Linked DNA regions of Mus musculus: regions 1 and 2 are each linked to region 3. A link is a loop called in an ENCODE intact Hi-C map of the cell type or tissue named here. Cell type or tissue: left cerebral cortex. All regions are shown on one strand.

Region 1 (2,500 bases), 110 kb before region 3:
CTTTCTCCTTCCTCATAGCAGATAAGGGATTCTCTTTGTCTCATTTGGGTATAATGTAATACACTTGTGATCCTAGCACCTGGGAGGCGGAGGCAGGAGGATCCTGAGTTTGAGGCCAACCTGGGTTGTATAGTTGAGACTCTGTCTAAAAAATCCAACCAGAGATGGAGGAGGCTGCTCAGATGCCTAAGTGTTGGTTTTGTCTTTGTGGCGGCCTGGAATCTGGGCCTGCCTCTGACCGGGAGTCTGGAGTACTTAGGAAGGAGTAGGCGAACTTCCACAGAGACACACTTGGAAGATGATCCAAGGCTCTTCTTTTGGACAACAGATAAAAATATTGGTAATTATAGTGGCTGATTTCAGCTCCTCAGCCCTCCAGTATTTTGAGTCTCTGTTAGGTTTCTCCCTTTATGCAGGAAGAAGCTTCCTGAAGCCAGAGTCGCCTGGTCTTGATGGAAGAGGTTCAGGGCTGTTCTGTTGGTGCTGGGCACACCTTGGGAGGGATCAGGGCTGTTGTGAGCACCAGATAAGCTGGCCTTTGTTTTACTTGAAAAGCCTGCTGCTTGAGGGTAGAGCGACAAACTTCAGAGAGCAGACAGCTGATGTGACTGAGGAGACCAAGGTTTGCCAGCCTTGTACCGAAGTCTCTTCTGGCTACAGTGACTCACCTGTACCTCAAGGCATCTGAAGACCACTGATGTGTGTGTTAGTAAACTCTTGCTGCTGCCTTCAGCCTCATTTCTCACCTTACCTAGAACTTGTTTCATCTTTCAGAAGCACATCTTTGCATGGGGGTTGGGGCAAGCTGTCTAACTTGACAACTAACTTGATTCCTTTTTTCTGTCTTCTATCCTTGACTCATCTTTCCTTGTTAACTTTACACACACACACACACACACACACACACACACACACACACACACACACAAGGCGGGTTTATTGGGAAGCTTCTCTCAGCCAGGAGAGTTCACTGGACCCAAGGACTGAGGTTGGGAAGTTGCCATGAGGAAAGTGGGGGAGGGAGTGGGTCAGAGAGAGAGAGAGAAAGAAAGAGAAAAAGGGCATGCACACAGAGAGAGGAGATGAAGAGAGAGAGTAACTTATTTTCTTCACCTTTAAGATCTCATCTGAAGAGGGTGTGGTGGAAGGTGCCTGTAATTCTAGCACCTAGCAGGCTGGGGCAGGGGCAGGGGCAGGGGCAGGGGCAGGGGCATTATAAGGTTGAGGCTCGCTTGGGCCACTTCTCTGCTCTTCTACAAACTGGGTTCGGTCCCCAGGTGTCCTCAGCATCCTTTGTATCCTACATCCTGATCCTGATAGGGCAGCTTTCTCTGTACTTGCCTTGACTGTGTTCTCATTTTGCCCTTTCCCCAAGTCTGCTCTGCTGCAAGCCCAGCAGATGGCAGTAGACGTGCCCCAATCATCACCATTCTAGCTGTTCTAGCCCTAGCATCCAGCAGGACCCCTGGCATCTGACTGGTAACCCATTTAAACAGCATTTTCGATGAAGACCACAGGGAAGCTAGATCAAACTGGCTGAGGCAGACACAATACATTTATTTACTAAGTCCTATTTCAGTTTTCTCCTTGGGACCATGTGACTTGCTCAGGCTACTGGGGTATAAATAGAACTGCTGTGCGGTCCAGGCTGGGGGAGAGATCAACTGGAGAACGAACATTTCCTGGTTCTTGTTTTCCTTGCAGGGTACCTGTGAGCCATGGATTCTGTGTGGCCCAGCCACAAGAGGGCCCGAGTCTGGGTCCCCAGGCTGCTACTTAGAAGGCAGCCTTGCTGTTTTGCTGCTGGGCCCACTGTAATCTTTGTAAAAAGGAGGAGTGGGATTTTTATCTGTTTAGCCAGGGAACTATTGGGGTACTTGTTGCTGTCCTGCTTATCTTCAGTCCAGGACAGTCTGATTTTAGGCATGGGTAATTCCCCTTCTGTTCATAGATGGCTGTGATTCCCCTGAGCAAATCTTTTCTTCCAAGTTCACATTCAGAGAAGACAAGGCTTTGCTTCTTTTATTCCTGGCCAAAGCTTTGAATTTATGCTGGCAACCCAGCTGAGCCTCCGCTCTTGCTCTTCATCTGATCACAGGGTCTTGCTTCTGCACTGAGACAGCGGAGAGCCCTGGTCAGATGTGGGGAACGGAGAATAGGGAATGGGATGTACTTCGAGGGGAAGGAAGGATGCCATGGAGACTCCAGCTTACGTTAGCTCACAGCGAACAAGTAGTGAACAGATGAGCGCTTAGCGGTGAACAGACCTTCTCCCTTGTTTTTGGGACTCTGCTCTACCAGCTGAGTACTCTTCATCCAAGGGTCAGTGAGTGCAGAGACGGGGGCGAGGGCAGTATTTGAGACCTTGCCATGGAGGGGAAGGTGTGCAGGTCCTTTGCCTGTCAGCTTGGGTGGGCTAGGGCAATTGGGCTGCAGGAAGAACATGTGCAAGTTTGGCAACCTGGCAGAGATACTTAGCAGTGAGACAGGGATGACACTT
Region 2 (2,500 bases), 220 kb before region 3:
AGAGTGAATTCTTCCGGCTATTTAGAACATATGGTCTCTGTCATGACCACTGAAGCTGTCCTAGTGAGAAGACAGCTACAGATAATACATCAGTGAACAGGCCCGTCTGGGCATTGCTAAAATTTGGTATACAGAGAAGGGTAGGGGGGAGTTTATAATAGGTAAATTAATGTGTGGGTATAGAAGCCTGGTGCTGGCTCAGAAGCTTCTAGTCTATGATAGCACCTGGCTGCAACCGCTTTGTTGACTCTGGGCTGAGTGCTTTAAATAGTATGTCTGGTGCAAGGTAGGTGTGACCTGAGTGCAAACACTCTTGATGCCTGCTCTGTGCTAGTGTCTGAGCTGAGCAGCAAAGTGAAAGGAGACAGTCTTTCTCCAGGGGTCCTGGAGGGCAAAAGAGCCTGCTCATCATGTACTTGTTGGTTCTGATGGCAGATGGAGAATCCAGGGTTGGTACGCTCTTTTAGACAAGTTGGTCACCAGCCTTTCTGGGGAGGCCCTTAAGTGATAAGACTCTTGATCATGTGGAAAGGTGGTATAGGGAGAGGGCCTTATTTATGTCTTTATTTGTGTGTGGGGATTCAGAGTTGGTCCTCAGGTGTCCTCCTTTGTTGCTCTCTGACTTAGTGTGAGACAGGGCCTCTCAGTGAACACAAAGCCAGTGATGTGGCAGCTGGCCAATGAGTTCCATGACCCCCTGTTCTACAGTGCCAGGATTACAGGCACACATAGTCACACTGTTTTCTTCTTCTTGCTGAGATTTAGACTCAGGTCTTCCTGCTGGGAGGAGAGGTTTCTAGCAACGTGAGAGGGCAGCTTGTTGAGGTGACAGGAAGAAGCTTGCCAGGGCAAAGGCCAGATCTCCTGAGCCTAGACATTTGACTAATGTCCTGTACAAGCAGAAAGCCACTGAGGGTGCAGAACTGGAACTCACAGAGTGAGAGGAGCATTTCCCCTGGGTGCAGCGCGGAACACAGAGACCAGAAGATTGGAAGGAGTCAGTTCTCCCAAGATCTGGGGGAGGGGACACTAGTCTAGTCAGTATGGCGGACATCTGTAGAGATGCCGAGTAGGGATGGATGTGGATGTACAAGCGATGTAATAAGGATGAGTGGAAGAGCAGTGGGAGGGGAGAGGTCCAAACGGAGCTGCTGAGGCCTCTGGAGAAGTAAATGGCTCAGTGCTTAGAGCACTTGGCTGCTCTCCCAGAGGATCCAGGTTTGATGCCTAGCACCCACATGCTCACAACTGTCTGCAACTCCAGTTTCAGGATATCTGGTGCCTCATCTAACCTCTGCAGTACTACACACAGACGGTGCACAGACATACACACAAGCGAAACACCCAGACACATAAACAAACAAAGAAGCAAGCAAATAAAAGGGAGAAAACAGCAGGAAAGACAACAGAAAGGAACCCCTAGAGGAGTGAATTGCCACAGAGCAGGACTTAAGGAGGGGAAATGAGTGGGTGTGAGAGATTTTGTAAGTCACTTCTTTTCTTGAATGAGTTTGTGTGGTGTGCCTGTGTAGGTATGCATGTCCCTATGCATGGACATACACATGCATGAACAGGCATGTGCGTGAGGCCTAGAATTGATATTGGGTACCATCCTTGACTGCAGGGTCTCTTGCTGCACGCAGAGCTCACTGAGTATGACAGTGAAGTCAGATGGCCCTTGGGACCCTCCGTCTCTGTGTCCTCAGTGCTTCAGCACATGGGCAGCTCCCATGCCACTGGCTTTGCTGTTTGTGTGGGGCCGATGGTCCTGGCCCATGAGCTCCAGTCCTCGTGCTTGCTAACATTCGAATTATTCACAGAGCGTCTCTCCAGCCTAGTGGAAGTTTAACCATGATGTTTCCCTCTGGCCTGGCACTGTTGTGATATTTGCTACTGTTTAAAAGTGTGTTCTTTTTTGACTGATAACTTCTCACTTGGAAGTGAGCTGGCATCCAAAAGCTGGAGGAGTGGCCTTAGCTGTCCTATTTGAGCTGACTTATTTTAACCACAGGATTTTCTTTCAGGAAGTAGAGTTCACACAGAACTCATTTATCCATAGCAGCTCCTCCCACTGCTGTTTTTGAGTTTTCCCTGCCATGATATGAATGAATCAAGAACTGGCCATGTTCAGCCTTCTGCAGGATGGGTCAGGAGCGCATAGCAGAACTTTGAGAGACACATGAACTTCTTGAAATGAGTGAGTGTTAGGAAAGACTTCACAATTCTACACTTTCAGTTTGTCACTCTGGAGTGCAGACACCCCATCTGCAAACACCCTTTTCCTCACCACAGTGTGCTTTCTAGTGACTAAGTGTCACATAAAGGGCCTGTTAGCTTGCTCAGTGACTCAGTGGCATGAAGAGAGACCTTGCTGTCATTGTTGTCTCAGGTCGAAAGTACAGAGGAAGACAGATGGGTGCAGGCGGGGGCCCGGGCCTCCAGCTCCTGGATGCGCACTCAGCACTCACTCAGCGACATGCATTGTGGGAGCTTACCATTC
Region 3 (2,500 bases):
CTTTCAACCCTTAATACTTGATAGAGAGAAAAAAAATAGAGAGACAGGGGGGCAACATTATTATTAGACTACTTCCTGTGACTAGGAACTTAGAGTTCCTTGAGGCAAGTTTGATATTGGCTGTCCAATTTTCTTCTTCTTTGTGAATGACTATTTAACAAACCACAACTAACAACAACCAACCAACAATCGACAACCAACAACCCATCCCGCCTCTCCAGAGCCCTAACATTTATTTATATACCCTCTGAAAAGTCATAGTTGCAAAAACCATCTGCTGCTGGCAAAATCGCTCCCCTGGGAGAACACTAGGCAAGGCATAGCTGCTGTGGACAGTCTGAGTCAGCCCCATACCCACGGCAGAGAGTAAAACAAAACACATTCTTATTTCTGTGGGTTGTTTTTTCTTTTTCCTAAAGAAACCAGAATTATCACTATAGCAGACAGGCAATCCCTGCCCACAGGAATGTTATCATTCTGATACCCTGTCTGTCTCCTGACCTTAGCTAAGGCTCTTGCTTCTCTACCTCTTGCTTTCTCTGTCTTTGACTATGAGGGGCAGGACAGGATTTATCCGCATCCCACTTGGGCCTGACAACTGAATATATTAGAGGAAGCTGTTAGCCTTGAGGGTCTGGACCTGTCATGAGTCTAAGCTAGAATGCAAATGGGCAGATAGTAAGTTCAGCAAAACTGTGTATGCTAGATGTGGTGGCACACGCCTTTAATCCCAGCACTTGGGAGGCAGAGGCAGGTGGATCACTGTGAGTTCGAAACAAGTCTGGTCTACATAGAAAGTTTCAGGCCAGGCATTCAAAATAAGTCACTGTCTCAATAAAACAAAACAAAATCCCCAACAGACAAACAAACAAGACCATGTGTTTATTGAACCCCTATATTGCTTCAACATAGCCAAAACAAGTATTTCTTCCTTCCTCGTACTGTTTTCCTGCTCTCCTGCTTACATGTCTGCCTCCACTCTCTCACACATTTACTCTTTTACCTCCTCAGAGCGGTCACAGGGTGCCACATCTGTGCTCAGTGCCAGGATGGAGCAGATGGTCTGAGTCCCTGTACTCTTTCTCCTGTCTGATGGCGAGAGGATCTGTACTCAGGCTATCAAGAGGCAGGCCATACATCGTCAGTGTGTGGAGAGGACCCTGGGACCACAAGCTGCATAGCAGCTTATGCCTGGTGTTTGTACGGAAGACAGTCTCTAGCCACAAATCTGAAATACTAGGCAAAGAGAGCAAGGGGCAAGGGAGGGGCAGTCAGTGTGCAGGGACTGTATTGTCGGTTGTTGATCTGCTCTTTTCACCCATGTGACGCTGGTGCCTCCCAGAGACAGCACTTCAACTGACACCATCCAGAACTGACTAAAAGCACCCCTTTTCTGTGTTCAGAGCAAGCCCAGAGACATACTTGCTGCCAGCACGTACACGTTGGTATGATAGATAGGCCTTCTCCCATCTGGGGGCACACCTTCCTGGGAGCCTTGCTGGGCTTCCTTGGAGCTGTACAAGCTCTGCCTTTGAGCTCAGCCCACCCACTGTCAGGTCCAGTCCTGCTCTTTGTGTTTCTCATTCCTTGGTGGTGGCATCCAGAGGGCCTGAGACTGAACCAGTTGTCTGACCCTGCCAGAGGGGTCAGACAGTGAGGGAGGAGAGCCTTGGAGGCTTGGATCTGCTCGCTTCTTCCTTTCCCCCTTTGGATAGGTGGCTTCAGGATAGTGACTGCTGATGCTTGCACCCCCACAGCATTCTATAGACCCTTGCATCCTTCCATCTCCACAGTGTGTTCACCTGACTTAAACCTACCTGGAGCTCTGCACTCATTCCTCTGCTTTGTTTTCTTCTTCTTGGTCCCAGCCATTCCTCTTTCACTTTGGCCTCTCTGCTCCCATCTATAAACGCCTCTCTCTCTGGCAGGCCTTGGCTTCTCGGAATCATCTGAGGCTCAGTACCTTTGAGATGGATTTTGAGCCTGGCAAACAAAGGAATGAATGAAAAAATGAAAAGGAGAGGGGGGATGGGGAAGGGGGAGAAAGTACTTACCTCATTAGGAAGGAGCTTTGTCTGGTGACCCTGAGCGAGCCACTTCACCTGATGAAAGGTGGCCTCAGTGCAGGCCTTCTTCTGCAGAGCTTCTCCTCTGCAGCCTCTTAGCTCCTTCCCTGACCTTTCTACCCATCCCTATATATCATCCACTGGGTGCTAACTGGACACAAACCCTTTACGCTTGGGGAACTACACCAGAGTGCCTGATGCTTCCACTATGTAAATAAGGATTGGAAGCTGGAGGGGTGATGTGCTTTGTGAGCATGTGTGGGGAGTGCTAGCCCTCTAGACAGGCAGACTCCTCACTCTTCCATCACACGCCCTGTCAGCTGGAACCCCTGACATGCGGCTGGAATGGTGGCTTCTCTTTGAGATGCTATGCCTCTTGGTTTGTAGGCACACTCATTGATTGATTAATTCATGGCGCTGAGGATGGAACTCAG

What was found. Hi-C counts contacts between places; a loop is a spot of excess contacts. Peaks named below come from ENCODE experiments on the same cell type or tissue, not always from the same donor. Only the 100,000 strongest peaks of a DNase experiment are listed, where the experiment ranks them.
Region 1: a loop joins it to region 3, with 2.8 times the contacts of the local background. A loop is called at or near these places in 3 of 42 quality-filtered maps.
Region 2: a loop joins it to region 3, with 3.0 times the contacts of the local background. A loop is called at or near these places in 10 of 42 quality-filtered maps.

The regions. Positions count from the first base shown.
Region 1 is chr16:11,578,360-11,580,859 of GRCm38, forward strand. The region is part of intron 15 of Snx29 (sorting nexin 29); the gene reads left to right. Among named protein-coding and RNA genes, the nearest start is that of Gm32100, 4.1 kb to the right of the region's middle. In left cerebral cortex, a CTCF peak has its summit at 1,394 (motif pointing right); DNase peaks (open chromatin) are centred at 6, 245, 868, 1,478 and 1 more place; H3K27ac peaks cover 790 bases.
Region 2 is chr16:11,473,400-11,475,899 of GRCm38, forward strand. The region is part of intron 13 of Snx29 (sorting nexin 29); the gene reads left to right. Among named protein-coding and RNA genes, the nearest start is that of Gm32100, 110 kb to the right of the region's middle. In left cerebral cortex, no CTCF peak of the experiment used is centred here; DNase peaks (open chromatin) are centred at 1,092 and 2,328.
Region 3 is chr16:11,690,656-11,693,155 of GRCm38, forward strand. The region is part of intron 18 of Snx29 (sorting nexin 29); the gene reads left to right. Among named protein-coding and RNA genes, the nearest start is that of 4833415N18Rik, 88 kb to the right of the region's middle. In left cerebral cortex, a CTCF peak has its summit at 1,335; DNase peaks (open chromatin) are centred at 305 and 1,241; H3K27ac peaks cover 1,897 bases.